Linked DNA regions of Homo sapiens: region 2 is linked to region 1. The links are chromatin loops, found by intact Hi-C in ENCODE. Cell type or tissue: Caco-2. All regions are shown on one strand. Links, peaks and the distances in the headings refer to the core of each region. The heading gives the core; the rest is flanking DNA. Region 1 overlaps CLCN5 (chloride voltage-gated channel 5). Region 2 holds the start of USP27X (ubiquitin specific peptidase 27 X-linked).

Region 1 (8,333 bases), core at 251-8,250:
GCGGTGGCCTGTAATCCCAGCACTTTGGGAGGCCAAGGTGGGTGGATCACCTGAGGTCAAGAGTTTGAAAGCAGCCTGGCCAACATGGTGAAACCCTGTCTCTACAAAAAAAAAAAAAAAAAAAAAAAAAAAAAAAAAAAAACATGTATATACACACATATATATATAAAATTAGCCAGGCATGGTGGTGAGCACCTGTAATGCCAGCTACTCAGGAGGCTGAGGCAGGAGAATCACTTGTACCTGGGAGGCGGAGGTTGCAGTGAGCCGTGATCGCACCACTGCACTCCAGCCTGGGCGACAGAGCAAGACTCTATCTCAAAAAAAAAAAAAAATCCTCTCCTCCAAGGACTGAGTGAGGTGTGCCTCATGCCTGTAATCCCAGCACTTTGGGAGGCTGAGGAGGGAGGATCCCTCGGGGCCAGGAGTTTGAGGCCAGCCTGGGCAATATATCAAGACCCCTGTGTCTAAAAATAAAAAAACTGGGCGTGGTAGCAACCACCTATAGTCCCAGCTACTCAGAAGGTGAGGTGGGAGGATTCCCTGAACCCAGGAGATCCAGGCTGTAGTGAGCAATGATAGTGCCACTGCACTCCAACCTGGGCAATGGAGTGAGATCCTGTCACACACACACACACACAAAAGTAATTACAGATTCATAGGAAGTTGCAAAACAATGTACAAGGAGGTCCTCAGTACCCTTCCCCCAGCCTTCCCTCCCTCAATGGCAACAGCTTGCATAAATGTAGTACCATAGCAAAACCAGGAAATTGACATAGGTACAATCCACAGACTTTAGTTCACCATTTAGTTTACACACATTGATTTATGTATGTATTTGTGTGTGTGTATGTGCGCGCACGCATGTAGTTCATAGTTCATTGCCATTTTGTCCTATGTGGACATTTGTTTAACCACCACCACAGTCAAGATTTAGAACTGTTCTATCACTGCAGGGCTGCCTCATGCTGCCCCTTTATAGCTGTATGTGTGTAAGCATTCCAACAGTTACTTTCAAACTGGAGCTTGAGATTTGCTCTAGTGACAGATTTCTCTGGCTCTTCTTTTTATGAACGAAATCCTTCCCTGGGGAAAGAGTCCTCTAGGTTTTGGTTTTTGTTTGTTTGTTTTTTGAGACGGAGTCTCACTCTGTCACCCAGGCTGGAGTGCAGTGGTGCGATCTCGGCTCACTGCAAGCTCCGCCTCCCGGGTTCACGCCATTCTCCTGCCTCAGCCTCCCAAGTAGCTGGGACTACAGGCACCCGCTACCACGCCCGGCTAATTTTTTTGTATTTTTAGTAGAGACGGGGTTTCACCATGTTAGCCAGGATGGTCTTGATCTCCTGACCTCGTGATCCGCCCGCCTCGGCCTCCTCTAGGTTTTAAGAAGCCTTCTCCAAATGCCAGGAAATTGCCCTCCTGGTCTCTGCCTCTGGCCAGTTTGAGTTACTTTTCCTTTCACTCCCTTACCCTCTTCATTTCCTACCTCTGCAGTCTTCTTCCTCCTTAGCTACATTGGAAAGGCAAAGAAATAGCAATCATGTGTTCCTCTGAGGGCCTAAGATAATGGAAAACCTGTGTCAAATTTACAACTCAGAAAAAACCTGAGCATTCTGGTTCTCTTTGTCTAGGTCAGTGAGTTACTTTAATAGTGTTTTGTGTTATGAAGTCAAAAGTCCATTGGGTTTTGTATTTACTGAGTGAGTTGCAATTCCTAATATTTCTACCAGCAAGCATAACTTCCTAATCAAAATTGCTTTTTTTGTAAGACATGACTATTTGCAGGCCCTTTAATATGGATGAATCTTTCCTGCTGGTCAAAGCTAGATTTCTTTTGTGGCATGCTTCATTTATCACAGGGGAATAGTCTCAAAAAGTATATTCTTTCTATTTTAAAAAATAGTTGTTTCCATTTTATTTATTTATATCTGGTACCACCAGGGTCCAAAACTTTCTACTTATATGGTTGTTCCTGAGTCTGTGGTACCAAAATTTTCTTGAAGATGTAGTTATATGTGGACTCTAAAAAAGAAAGTTGAGTAAACAGAACCAGAGAGCAGAATGGTGGTTACCTGGGGCATGGAGGAGGAGGAAATGGGGAGAAGTGGACCAAAGGGTACAAATTTGCAGTGAGGTAGGGTGAATAAGTCTAGAGAGGTAATGTACAGTAGAGTTAATAATGCTGTATACTAAAAATTTGCTAAGAGTATATTTTAGATGCTCTTACCACACATACAAAGAAAGGTAACTATGGAAGGTGATATGCATGTAAGTTTATTTCAATGTAGTAACAATTTCGCTATATGTATATATATAAAACATCATGTTGTACACCTTAAATACATACAATAAAAAAATTTTAAAAAGCAAAGAAAAAAGCCAAACACCCAAAATTTTGTTACTATAAACTATGAGAATTTGACACCAAGGTAAGTAGCCAAAGGTGAATTTAGTGGAACTTTAGATCCGCTCTTCACTTCAGATGTGAAGCCAAGGTTCAGCCATTCCAAAAAAGCTGGGGGGGTGCTCTTAAGACTCTTGGTAAAATGACATGGAATCATATATATTTGACTACAAAACCCATCAAAGCACTCATATAGAAAGAGAATTTTGTTTCATGGTTTTCCGTTTGCTCTTTTCCTTGTTCATCCTTAGAATCCATGGTAAATTTCCTTTGGGTGTAGCAAAGCATCTCATTTTCAGTACTAAGTGGCCTGACAGTGTTTCAGTAGTTGACAATTCAGAAAGAAAAGTCTTGAACAATTTAATCTCGGTGGTTTTTTTTTTTTTTGGACTTTTTTTCCTGAAAAAACATTACTCAGAAGAGCTGCATGTCTCACTGAAGCTGTCTAGGCTAAAACAAGCTTCTTTTTCCCCCTGTTCCAGGGAGCCTTTGCCTACATAGTCAATTATTTCATGTACGTCCTCTGGGCTCTCCTATTTGCCTTCCTTGCCGTATCTCTTGTCAAGGTGTTTGCGCCTTATGCCTGTGGCTCTGGAATCCCTGAGGTGAGTCTCTTAAAATGGTTTATAAATGGTTACAATATGAATACTTTTTGGTTAAAATCTCTTAATATGTATTCCAGCACATACCACAATTTGATGAATGTTAAACAGGATCAGATCCTGAGGCCATCTAAGACCTAGGTCTTTCCACAAGTCCCTCTCAGCCTGGGCTACCAGGAAATTAAAGGGAGTTGATTCTTAGCCTCCTGAGGGTTCCTGTTGAGCCAGGCTCTGGAAAACTTCCCCTGTTCCCTATCCAAAAAGCTTCCAGAGTATATCCCAAGATTCTGACCTGAAAAAGCAGTGTTATTGTCAGCTTTTTCAGGGCAAAAGAAAGAAAATCATTTGGTACCTTTCCCACAATATGATTTAGGCTACATGGGATGGTTAAAACCCTGTTTCTAACTACTTTTGGCTTAGATTGCTTGACAGTGACTAAAGACACTGAGACTTAGGTTACCAGGATGACTTTGCCCTTCCCTGTTTCCTGACCAGGTAATAAGTCACAATTTTTTTTTTTTTTAAGCCAGGGAATCAAGACTATACCTAACCTTTAAGGTTGTTTCAGGGACATTAGCCTTGTCCTCTCAAAACATGCCTCTTGGGCTACCACGTTGTAACATGAGGAAAACACCTATCCCTCCCTCTCCAGCTCCTCCTTCATATATGCACACTCTCATACTTACAATACATCCTTGCCCAGCTATCACTCCCCTCCCCCTAAAAAGGGGGAACATGAAAGCTTAAAGAACAGTTCTTGCTTTCTTGGGCTCCTGGGCTCTCTTCCAAACAGGGATCACTGTAGGTCAAGCATTTATATGTCACTTATTCAAAAGGTGCAGTTTCTATAATGAGGTCCAGATTTTTGCTTCTTAGCCTTGTTGACTTCCTTAGTCTATATTCAATCTTTCTGTGTTTAACCTGCAGATAAAAACTATCTTGAGTGGTTTCATTATTAGGGGCTATTTGGGTAAGTGGACTCTGGTTATCAAAACCATCACCTTGGTGCTGGCAGTGTCATCTGGCTTGAGCCTGGGCAAAGAGGGCCCTCTAGTGCACGTGGCTTGCTGCTGTGGGAACATCCTGTGCCACTGCTTCAACAAATACAGGAAGAATGAAGCCAAGCGCAGAGAGGTAATAATGAATGGCCTTAATAGTCTCTTTTTGGTTGTGAGCATAAATGATACAATCTTAGGGGGTGAGAATTTGAGAGTTCTACCAATGTTAATGCAAACACCCTTTGACCCAGCAATTCCACTTGTAGGAATTTATCCTACAGATATCCTAGCATGTGTGTGCACAAAGGTGTATAAGGATAGTGCAGCGTCTGTCAACATAGTAAAAAACTGAAGCAACAAAAATGTCCATCAATAGGGAACTGATCTAATAAATACTATTCTGTTCATACTGTAGAATACTTTGCAACCATTAAATGAGATAACCTTTTATATATTGACTTGGAATTCTGGCTATGAAACACCATTTGATTTTAAAAGCCAGTTTCTGAGTAATGTATATAATATAATTCATATTTTTTAAAAGTGTACATGCACTTATTGATAGAAAATGTCTGGAAGGTGGTTTTACCCCAAACTGGTTTTACTTTTTTTTTTTTTTGAGACAGGGTCTCACTCTGTCACCTAGACTGCAGTGCAGTGGCATGATCACGGCTCACTGCAGCCTCGACCTCCCTGGCTCAGATGATCCTCCCACCTCAGCCTCCCAAGTAGCTGAAACTACAGGCACGCACCACCAAACCCAGCTAATTTTTGTATTTTTTGTAGAGACGGGGTTTCACTATGTTGCCCAGGCTAGTCTCGAACTCCTGCGCTCAAGCAATCCTCCTCCCTCAGTCTCCCAAAGTGCTGGGATTACAGGCATGAGACACGATGCCTGGCTCACGTCAAACTGTTAAAAATGTTTATCTATGGTGAGTGGGAGAGTGAGGGGTAGTGAAGGAGAAGTAAGGATTTTAACTTTTTATTGTATGTAATTCTATTCAAGTATATATTGCTTCTCTTACAAAATAAGTTACAGAAAGAATAGATTTTAAAAGAAGTTGTTTATTGCTATGGAATAGTACATATAAGTGCAGTGTATGTTTCAGATGTCGGTTTTTTCACTTTCTATTTCTATCTAACACTATACTTGAATTAGTTTCTCTCTGTATTGGACCTCTCTCTACCTTTTGTTTCAGCCCAGCTAAATTAGTCCCGCCATGGCACCTCTGTAGTGGCTGTCATGTTTATGCAGTTGTTAATGTATGCTGTTTTGAGGAGGAAGGACTTTTTTAAAAAAAAGTTCCAAGTCATTGGTTTACTTTTTTCTTGCTATAATTAAGGGCCTAAGAGAATAATGGCTCTTGCTTTATTTTCTTTGAATTACAAAGAAGTCACATATGGAATGGGTCAAGACTAAGGTCATTTCACTTAAAAGGATTTTTCACAAAACAGGAACCTAATGATTTCTTATGAAAACCAAAAAAAAAAAAAAAATTAACCACAAGACCCAGAAGGAAACTCAAAGATATTGAGATTTCAAATATAGAATAAATTTTGTTGGTTCAAGGGAGAAAGGTCCTGGCACTGTTAGAAAGGAGAGGAAAGCTAGCAGGAGAGAAGATGGGGAAATATGAGTAGATTGTTTAACTACCTGTCATGCAGTAGAGGGACTTAAAGGTAGTGTTAAGTTGGTGAGGTTGTTAAATGGGAATGACATTCAACAGAAGGGAAGAGTTGAGAAAACATTTTTTTTCTAGAAGGGCTTTATTAGAACAGTTATGAAATTTGAATGAGATTTATAGATCAAATAACAGTTATTAGTGTAAATTTCCTATTTTGATCATTGAACTGTGATTATGGAAGAGACTGTCTTTGCTTTTAGGACATAAAAGCATTTATATCCTACATGCACTGAAGCATTTCAGGGTACATGAGCCTTATATGTGCAACTGACTTTTCTGAGTGAAATTCCAATTCTTCAGAAAAAAATAGAATCATAAAACAAATGCAGTAATGGTAGCAATTACAGAAGCTACATGAAGATATGTAGGACTTCTTTGTGCTATTCTTTCACCTTTTCTGTGTTTGAAATTTTTTTAAAAAAATATTATAATGGTTAAGAGTGAAGTGGTGATTGTTGCTGGTTTTGCATGGATGAAGGTGAATTTGAAACTACAGATTGCTGGGGACTTTCATTCTAAAAATTGGCATTTTTGTTCAAATAGTTTCTAATAAAATAAGAGGGGAATTCGATTTGGCTGTTTCTCTCTACAGATGCCATATATTTCTCCAGTTAGACTCATATGAATACAGTCATGTCTCAATGACAGGGATATGTTATGAAAAATGCATTGTTAGGAGATTTCGTCACTGTGCAAGCATTATAGATTGAAGTTACACAAACTTAGATGGTCTAGCCTACTACACACCTAGGCTTTATGATATAGCCTATGGCTCCTAGGCTACAAACATGTACAGCATGCGACTATACTGAATACTGTGAGCAATTGTAACACAATGGTAAATATTTGTGCATCTAAACATAGAAAAAGCACAGTAAAAATATAATATAATTTTATGGGGCCACCATGTTGTATGTGGTCCATCATTGACTGAAACGTTGTTACGTGGTGCGTGACAGTATTTGAATTGGTTTTTTTTGTTTTTGTTTTTGTTTTTTTTTTGGAGACAGGGTCTCAGTCTTTTGGCCAGGCTAGAATGCAGTAGTGTGATCTCAGTTCACTGCAACCTCCATCACCTGGGCTTGAGCAATTCTCCCACCTCAGACTCCCCAGTAGCTAAGACTACAGGCACATGCCATTATACCCAGCTGATTTTGTGAATTTTTTTGTAGAGACTGGGTTTTGCCATGTTGCCCAGGCCAGTGTTGAATTCCTGGGCTCAAGTGATCCTCCTGCCTCAGCCTCCCAAAGTGCTGGGATTACAGGCATGAGCCACCACAACCGGCTAGTATTTGAATCTTAAATTTACTTTCTAGCACTTATTTAGACTTTCCAGTTATTTTTTCCTGTTGCTTTCATCATCAGCGGCAACCTTTTTTGTCTTATGGCCTTGTCAAAGTGGGCAGATGGTTGAGAGTAAAACAGACTTGAGAAAGAAGGGTGTAGACAGACTCCACTCTACAATATAAAATTAAAGCAAACTAGCTACCCCGATTCTTTCTGTCTCTTGATTCATCCTAAACATAGTCACTGAAATCCCCTTTCTCAAGTTGCATGTTGGCTGTCCTCATCTTTCTTAAATGAAAGCCATTGTAGCTAGGAATTTCAAAGCCCTTCCAGCTAGCACCAGAGATTCCATTCTTTCCTCCCCATCATTTTCCTGAGCCATCCTACTCTTCCAGATAATCCTATATGCTTATTTTGCCAAGGACCTTTTTATTCTTCAAAACTCGTAATTTTGTTCAACTTTCTCTAAAATATTTCTTTACTTCTTCAAATCATCTCTCTCCATAGCAACCAGAATCCAATGAAAGGACTTGGTCCATCTATTAATTTTGGTTTGTTTGCCATTATTAGTGTTTGTCATGTACATTTTACATGTACACACACACCTACACAGAGGTGGAGGTCTCTAAGTATCACTATTCTTTCTCTCTTTATCACTTTTTCCCTTTGGCTCCTTCTTCCTCTCCCACTCTCTCCTAGTCCCTTTCCTTGCCATATCTTAAGTCTTCCCTTAAAAATCTAGTCACCTCCCTATTTCTGTGTCCATAGGTTATTGGGCATGGAGTAGGACACAGGGTACGAGAGACTCTAAATACCTATTGCATGAATACTTGCAGCTGCTGAATAACTGTGAACCAATTGTGACTTCAGTTTTATGTCATTAGAGCCTTCTTGAACATCTCATTTAAAAAGCATTCCTTTGCAAAGTTCCATATAAATAAATACATCACTGTAAGTACATCATTTAGATGGTGAACAAATAGGCCTAGAAATTCAAATGCAGTTACTGAATTGGGAGTATGGGAGATAAGGGCGGGGGGGCGGTGCATAATTTAGAATAAAACACATGGCTAAATGAATTACAAAGGAAAGGTCCTCTTACCTGGTCAAGCATGTGAACTATGCATGTGTATTCAAAATTCAGCATACAGTGTTTGAATTTTGTTTTTGATGATATGGAACATCTAGAGGTATTTTTAAATGTTCAGTAACTACTAACATTTCTTCTAAAAATGTGATTGAGTGATTGAGGAAAGCAGCATTATTCTGTCACTAATTCTGAGTTTTGGATTTTAGGTCTTGTCGGCTGCAGCAGCAGCTGGTGTATCTGTAGCCTTTGGAGCACCTATAGGTGGAG
Region 2 (8,333 bases), core at 223-8,222, 200 kb before region 1:
TACATAGCATCTGCATTGTATCAGGTATGATACAAAAAGTAACCTAGAGATGATTCAAAGTAACCTAGAGATGATTCAAAGTAACCTAGAGATGATTCAAAGTATATGAGGGGCTGTGTATAGGTTATATGCAAATACTACACAACATTTTATATCAGGGACCTGAATCTCTATGGATTTTGGTATCCACAGGGGTCCTGGAACCAATCTCCCACGGATTACCAAGGGACAACTGCATGTATAAAACATGCTTGTATTTGCATAGACAATTTCTTAAAGGCTAAATGTGAAAGTGCTAACAAGTAGTTATCTCAGGGGAATAAAAATGGGTGTGATTGGCGGGGGAGGGAAGAGCTTTAACTTTTCATGTTATGCCTTGTATACCTTGTTATTAAAAAAACACGAATATTGTATATATTACTTTTATAATAATAAATATAAACTAGCAACTTTTAAAGTGGAATGTGCATCACCCTGGAGTACAGGAGTTTTAAGGGGATCAATTTCTATATCCTCAAATTTCCTGTGTAGTCTTTTAAAATTGACCTGCCAGAGAACATACTTGCAGTGTAGGAATCAAACTGGTTCTCTTTTTCTATCTCCCCTTTCACAATGGTCCTTTTTGCACTTTACAAAAGAAAAAGCATATCTTTTACCTATCCTGAATCTTAACCTGGGTGCGCTGCCCTGTGATGTAAAATCCTTGGGGCACAGGAGAGACAATTCCGAACAATGCTGACGATGGTAAACAAACAACTTGCTCTAACAAATGAATGGGGATAAAATCCTTTTGCAACTCAGATGGTTTCCAATTCTTTGCTTCCAGTAGAATTGAAGAAAAAACCTATGAAGTTATCAGCTGATAAATCATGAGAAATAATTTTGAGGATAAATCATTGTGTAATTTCCCCCCATATATCTCCAAAGGAATTCAAAGACTTGCGTGCATTGCTAAAACAAAATGTCCATTCCTATTCACTTATTCATATAAATGAGGTTTCTGTGTGCTAACATTTAACCAAACAAAAAATAGGAAGAGAATTGATGCTGAAGCCTATCTCATTCTAGCAAAAAGCAATGTTTATCCATGGATACACCCATTAATTTTTTTTAAAAAAGCCCTATCTACAATGAACTTTTGTTTTACGTTTAATAATTACCTATCAAAATTTGTAATATATTCACAATGTTTTGATCCATTTTATTCTAATACTAATTGTCATGATAATTCAAACAAGAGCAAATTTTTAAACAACACTTAGAGCCTTATAATCAGAGGAACATTTAAAGAGCATTTAAATTGAAAAATATATACACATTTTTGCTGCAGAGAAATACGATAGGATAATCAAAAACATTTCAAGTGAAAAAACAGACAATTATTGAGACAAAATTCTGTTGGAAAAACAGAATGGAATTAAGAGCTGAGAAAAGGGAAAATGTACAACTTCCAAGTATCAAAGAAGAGCTCAGTTATACATTTTTAAAACAGATGATGGTGGCTCTCAAGTCACTAAGGTATTTAGGTTTCACCGGATTCATGTGAAATAGTGACATAACAGTTTTATTTTTGAATATTAACATTTGTCACAAATTACATTATTTGTAGCCAATTGACATTTGTGATGCAAAATATCAGACATCAACCCAAAAATGTGTGAAGGAGCACACGTTTTTCTTAATATTTTTAGAGAGCATTTTATATAAACCAATAGTTTTATATAAACATACAAAACATATATGAGGAATTGTCATTTACTCTTTTGCCACCTTGTGGTCAGAGTTGGATTTATCACCCAGGTGCATCTACTGCGAAGGAGAGCTGTCTCTCCTAAGGATAGCCCCAACTGCCTGCATTCTGTCAGATCTTTGTGAGGCAGAGATGGTAACATTTGCTAGGATCTGGGTCCAGATCCACATAAGGACAAAGCATCTAAAGATTTTGGTGACACCCTCCACACGTGATTCAAAACAAAAGCATCATGTAATCAGGAAATGAATGTAAGGAAGTACAACAAAGTTCTGATTTTTCCCACGAGGACTACTTAAAAAAAATCAAATGTCAAACTGTTTCTGGTATTTTTTCTTTTTTGATTTTTTGTCTTTGGTGCCTCTTCTCTGCTAGTGACATAGACTTTCCTTAGTGTGCCTTTTGGGGAAGCCATCCCTGATTTCAGTAGCCCTGGAGTAAGTTGGAGTGCTGTGTCCACAGCTCTTGGTACATCTGGCCCTCGGTCAGTGCAGAATAAACATTTGTTGAGTGAATGGTGACAGAGCCCTCCATTTTCAGAACACGCTGGCCTGGGCAGAGTCCAGGTGGACCTATGGGCTTCTGCAGGAAGTTGATCACTAAGTCAACAAGTTACCATGGCTAATCTTCAATGGTAGACAGTCCCAGGTACACAGAGATCTTTAGGTCTTTTTGTTGTCAGTCTGGAGGTGGGATGAGAGTATCCTCCACCCCCTCATCCATGACCTCGGTTGTTTTTAGCAGCAGCAGCAGCAGCAGGATTCCTTCAGTGAGTGTGCTAGTTGCAGTTCCTCTGGTTGCAGGCCACAAAGGGCAGGCATTTATTGAAAGGATGCTGGGGTGCTTCAAGGAATTGAAGCAAGAGCTGACTCAGGAAGGGTAGGGCCCAGGGCAACCCTCAGTTTTATGGGAACCACGCATCCTCCTTTCAAGGGCTCCTGATTCCTGAGGCCCAACTCCTGCTGCTAACCCTAGGAGGCCTCCCCATCCCCTCCCTAGAGGAAGGGGCCAGGTGGAGAGCTGATGTCCAGTGCTGAGCAAGGAGAATGTTGCTAGGGTATGTATACTCAGGCAGCACAGCCACACAAGCCAGACAGCGTGCACTAGGCTACAGCCAGCCACCACCAGGATTAGGGGACTAGACTCTTCCTAGAACACTCTTTCTCCTCCTACTCCTGTCCTGATGCCTGCCCTGGGCTGCACTCTCTGGGACCAGCAGCTACAGCCCGACACCCTCGAGCCATGACCCAGGTCTGAGCCACTTGCTCTGGGCACACTCCTCGTGGGCTCTGGGGTGCTGCTGCCCAGTGCCAGCAGCCCCTTGGCACAGGGGTTCCCAGAGGCCTCTCAGCCTCATGTCCGACTCCCTCTCCCTGCTGGCAGCTCCACAGGCTTCTTTCCACTTCCACCTGCTGCCCCCCTCCCCCGGGATGCTGCCAGGGCTTAAGGGTCTTGGGAGTGTGTCCTGTAGTTTAGGCCCCCTCTCAGCTGTAGGGGAAGTGCCAGCTGTAGGGATGGCCTTGTCGTGCCTCGTCCCTCCAGCTGGCCTTGGAGAGAAGAGGTGGATTGTGCCATCGGGCTGCTCAGCGTCTGCTGGGCCAGGAGGCCGGCTGTCAAGCCATTAACCCACCCGTGGCCTTGGGAGCCCAGGAGGACGCGAGCAGCAGGCCCAGACCCTGCAGAGCGCTGATAAGATGGGCCAGGGACGCGCCTCTCCAGGCCCAGCGGCCTTGGTAGCCCGGCCCCCCCGGAGCTGGGGTCCAGGCCTCCCCAGAACTGCAGCTGGAGCTTCATCCTTTTCGGGAAGCGCAGGACCTGGCGTGGGAAGGGAGACAGGGACGAGGCTAGAGGCAGGCTCGGCCGCCGAAATGATGGCCTGTCACGGCTTCTGCCTGCGCTCCCTAGGACCCCCCTCAGAGGGGACATTTCACAGCCTCAGAAACATTTCTGGACTTGGCACCCGCTCGGCCCCCAGCCCCGCAGTGGCCGAGGGAAGCCTGCATAGACGAGGGGAAGGACGAGGAGAGGGGAGGAGACGATGAAGGGGGTCAGAGCAGCGATTGGAGCCGAGAGCTGGAAGCGCCTTAAAGAGACTGCGCGGTCCCCGCCCCCCTTCCCGCCAGCCTCAATGAATTAGAGCTGTGTTTCCCAAACTTGCCTGATCATAAGCAGCCTCTGGGGCCCTAGTTAGAGATACAGGTTCCGGAGTACCTCCCTTCGAGATTCTGATTCAGTAGGCCTGCGGGTGGAGCCAAGGAATCTGTAATTTTAACACGCTCCCCACGTGATTCTCGTGAACAAGCAAGTTTGGAAAATACTGAATTAAAGGAAACGGGGCCTGGCTGCAGAAGCAGCCTCCACTAGGGGGCTTCGGCGGGAGGATTCCCGGGGGCGTCGCCTGCTTCCGCCGCCGCCTCCTTCAGTGAAAGTCCCTTTTGGGTCCAGCTGCCACAGCCACCGCGCTCCCTCAGGCCGGGCGGGGGACACCCCAGGTCTGCGTGGCCCCCGCGCCGCCACGCCCAGTGGCCGCCCGAGCCCTGCGAGCAGGGGGAGGAGCCGCCGCCAGTGGAGGCGGAGGAGGTAGAGGAGGCGGAGACGGCGGAGAAGGCGGAGAGGAAGGTGGAGGCGGAGGCGAAGGTGGAGGGGAAGGCGGAGGCGGCGGGGAAGGCGGAGGCGGCGGGGAAGGTGGACGCCACCGAGAAGGTGGAGACGGCGGGGAAGGTGGACGCCGCTGGGAAGGTGGAGACGGCGGAGGGTCCGGGCCGCCGGGCTGAGCTCAAGCTGGAGCCCGAACCCGAGCCGGTCCGGGAGGCGGAGCAGGAGCCGAAGCAGGAGCTGGAGGATGAGAACCCAGCGCGGAGCGGCGGTGGCGGCAACAGCGACGAGGTTCCTCCCCCCACCCTTCCCTCCGATCCACCGCGGCCCCCCGATCCCTCTCCGCGTCGCAGTCGTGCGCCGCGCCGCCGACCCCGGCCCCGGCCCCAGACCCGGCTCCGTACCCCGCCGCAGCCTAGGCCCCGGCCCCCGCCCCGGCCCCGGCCCCGGCGCGGCCCTGGGGGCGGATGCCTGGATGTGGATTTTGCCGTGGGGCCACCAGGCTGTTCTCACGTGAACAGCTTTAAGGTGGGAGAGAACTGGAGGCAGGAACTGCGGGTTATCTACCAGTGCTTCGTGTGGTGTGGAACCCCAGAGACCAGGAAAAGCAAGGCAAAGTCCTGCATCTGCCATGTGTGTGGCACCCATCTGAACAGACTCCACTCTTGCCTTTCCTGTGTCTTCTTTGGCTGCTTCACGGAGAAACACATTCACGAGCACGCAGAGACGAAACAACACAACTTAGCAGTAGACCTGTATTACGGAGGTATATACTGCTTTATGTGTAAGGACTATGTATATGACAAAGACATTGAGCAAATTGCCAAAGAAGAGCAAGGAGAAGCTTTGAAATTACAAGCCTCCACCTCAACAGAGGTTTCTCACCAGCAGTGTTCAGTGCCAGGCCTTGGTGAGAAATTCCCAACCTGGGAAACAACCAAACCAGAATTAGAACTGCTGGGGCACAACCCGAGGAGAAGAAGAATCACCTCCAGCTTTACGATCGGTTTAAGAGGACTCATCAATCTTGGCAACACGTGCTTTATGAACTGCATTGTCCAGGCCCTCACCCACACGCCGATACTGAGAGATTTCTTTCTCTCTGACAGGCACCGATGTGAGATGCCGAGTCCCGAGTTGTGTCTGGTCTGTGAGATGTCGTCGCTGTTTCGGGAGTTGTATTCTGGAAACCCGTCTCCTCATGTGCCCTATAAGTTACTGCACCTGGTGTGGATACATGCCCGCCATTTAGCAGGGTACAGGCAACAGGATGCCCACGAGTTCCTCATTGCAGCGTTAGATGTCCTGCACAGGCACTGCAAAGGTGATGATGTCGGGAAGGCGGCCAACAATCCCAACCACTGTAACTGCATCATAGACCAAATCTTCACAGGTGGCCTGCAGTCTGATGTCACCTGTCAAGCCTGCCATGGCGTCTCCACCACGATAGACCCATGCTGGGACATTAGTTTGGACTTGCCTGGCTCTTGCACCTCCTTCTGGCCCATGAGCCCAGGGAGGGAGAGCAGTGTGAACGGGGAAAGCCACATACCAGGAATCACCACCCTCACGGACTGCTTGCGGAGGTTTACGAGGCCAGAGCACTTAGGAAGCAGTGCCAAAATCAAATGTGGTAGTTGCCAAAGCTACCAGGAATCTACCAAACAGCTCACAATGAATAAATTACCTGTCGTTGCCTGTTTTCATTTCAAACGGTTTGAACATTCAGCGAAACAGAGGCGCAAGATCACTACATACATTTCCTTTCCTCTGGAGCTGGATATGACGCCGTTTATGGCCTCAAGTAAAGAGAGCAGAATGAATGGACAATTGCAGCTGCCAACCAATAGTGGAAACAACGAAAATAAGTATTCCTTGTTTGCTGTGGTTAATCACCAAGGAACCTTGGAGAGTGGCCACTATACCAGCTTCATCCGGCACCACAAGGACCAGTGGTTCAAGTGTGATGATGCCGTCATCACTAAGGCCAGTATTAAGGACGTACTGGACAGTGAAGGGTATTTACTGTTCTATCACAAACAGGTGCTAGAACATGAGTCAGAAAAAGTGAAAGAAATGAACACACAAGCCTACTGAAGTGACACACAGACCTACCTGCAATGGAAGATGACGACACCAATACTACAACTGGCATCGAGATCTAAAGGACCTACTTGACCATGGCCCATGGGCCTGACAGAGTAAGAATTGAACAGTACCCAGTGTCCAAAAGGTCCTGATTGGAAGAGAAATAGAAGGGGAGGGAGAAGAGGCTCTAGTCTAAGCAGTTGATGAAAGGGAAATTAAATGGTAGAAACACTCTGGGTGAGGAAGGCAGGAGCAGGAAAATGCTGACACTGGTACATATCCTATATTCCTCCAAAAGATTGTGTGGGAAAGTGTGGGGGGGAGGGGGGTGGTGGGGGGGGAGTGTGCCCTTGTAACCGTAAAACATCTTTCTCCATGGGTGTTTCAGCTTCAATTGACCAATCACATAACAGTTATATGTTTGGGGGGAAAAAGAAAAGTTTCTAAAAAATGTAGCCCATTACATATATGGGTATGAAAGCAGAAAAGTGGAGGAGGCAGGGATATCATTGACAAACACCTTTGCCAGTTTCTTTGTATTCGTGATTTTTTGTGCTATTAAATGCAGTATTAAAACAAGAAAAGCCCACCTGGGCTAGTGAAAGGAGAGGAAATAAGGGGGCTTGTAAAAGGGGAGCCGTCGCTCCAAAAGTAGAGAAGACAAGAAATGCTGTAAGATAAGCAACCAACGCAGACAGGCCTCAGCTAAGAGTATAGTGTGTGTGTGTTAAAAAAAAAAAAAAAAAAAGAAAAAAAAAAGCTGTATGATATACTTGAGCAAATCAATGAACCTCTTTGCGATTGTTTTATCATCTGTAAAATGCAGATAATTCCTACCTTAAAGGGTTATTGTTAAAGATAAAATGATATAAAAATGTGTCAAAGTATAAAGTAAAAGGCTTGGAACTTTGTAGGGACTCAGTAAACGTTTGTTGGATCCAAACCTGAAACTTCTTTGGACCAGGCCCAGAATGCATCAGAGGTGGGGGTCAGTCCTGCCTGAGACCCCTGGACAGAAGGGACACACATCATGTCACATACAGTCACACACACATTCTCCACAACTCCCTCCCCAATGCTGTCTATTTAGAGTACCAAGGCAATGAACTCCACTTTTGTCCCTTGTGTGCAGGGCATCACAGTGGGTGCCACCTGGGATTGGGGGTGGAAAGGACCACAGCTGTCCCATAAGGTCATTATTCTGTCCTTTTGGAGGACAGTCATGTTGCTTTCATGATTCAGATCCCAGTGATGGGACTCTCATGGCCAGTAGGCTGCCAGGCTTGCACACGAGGGAATTTGGTGGTCTTCGTCTTCTAAAAACATTATGGGTTCGGTTGCTATGTTTACTCACAGGCACAGATCAGTAGAAAGACTGTTTTCCAAAGTTCACTGGCCCATCAGCCCAGGGATATTGATAGAGTGGCTTGTTGGCCCCTTCCCTGATACTGTCAGAGGGCAGAGCAGCCTGCAGAGAGCTAAGCCAAAACAGATGGGATGAACCCAGGATGGGGTAAGCACTATGAGTCCTTCTCTCATCAGCATCAGGTACAAAAGTAATTGTTACCTAGATAATCCTGGAGGGAAATTGAATGCGTATCACATCCATGGGGCTTGGATCCACTGGCTCTGGTAAAAGGCTGGGCTCCCCATTGCTTCCCAAGTCTACTTCATGGTCAACTCATTTGGAAATATATGTTTATTTACGTGGCTGTGGGTGCATCACAACTAGCTTATAGGCTTTTTTAGGACAGGAGTTGTGTCTCCTCTTGTACCTTGGGATGCATTCTCATTCCCTTAGCTCCTGTCACATGGTAAGTAGGTATTCAAAACATTTACTGAATGAATGAATGGATGGATGAGTTAATGAACCAATACACCTTCCTTTCATAACCGAGAT

Evidence for each region. Peaks named below come from ENCODE experiments on the same cell type or tissue, not always from the same donor. Only the 100,000 strongest peaks of a DNase experiment are listed, where the experiment ranks them.
Region 2: it touches region 1 in a loop (13-fold over the local background); 6 of 110 quality-filtered maps call a loop at or near these places.

Annotation. Positions count from the first base shown.
Region 1 is chrX:50,077,708-50,086,040 of GRCh38, forward strand. CLCN5 (chloride voltage-gated channel 5) reads left to right here. Exons shown (of 15, transcript NM_001127898.4): 8 at 2,887-3,009; 9 at 3,934-4,140; 10 at 8,273-8,333. Among named protein-coding and RNA genes, the nearest start is that of MIR502, 67 kb to the left of the region's middle. In Caco-2, for the core only: no CTCF peak of the experiment used is centred there; a DNase peak (open chromatin) is centred at 4,054.
Region 2 is chrX:49,875,183-49,883,515 of GRCh38, forward strand. It overlaps USP27X (ubiquitin specific peptidase 27 X-linked), which reads left to right and starts at 4,302. Exons shown (of 1, transcript NM_001145073.3): 1 at 4,302-7,376. The coding sequence starts at 5,126. The coding sequence ends at 6,442. USP27X-DT (USP27X divergent transcript) reads right to left here and starts at 4,174. Exons shown (of 2, transcript NR_026742.1): 1 at 3,909-4,174; 2 at 1,542-3,565. RefSeq lists an enhancer at 1-182 and silencers at 4,124-4,533, 4,574-4,653. In Caco-2, for the core only: CTCF peaks have their summits at 1,784 (motif pointing left) and 4,103 (motif pointing right); DNase peaks (open chromatin) are centred at 1,819, 2,309 and 4,269; H3K4me3 peaks cover 2,185 bases.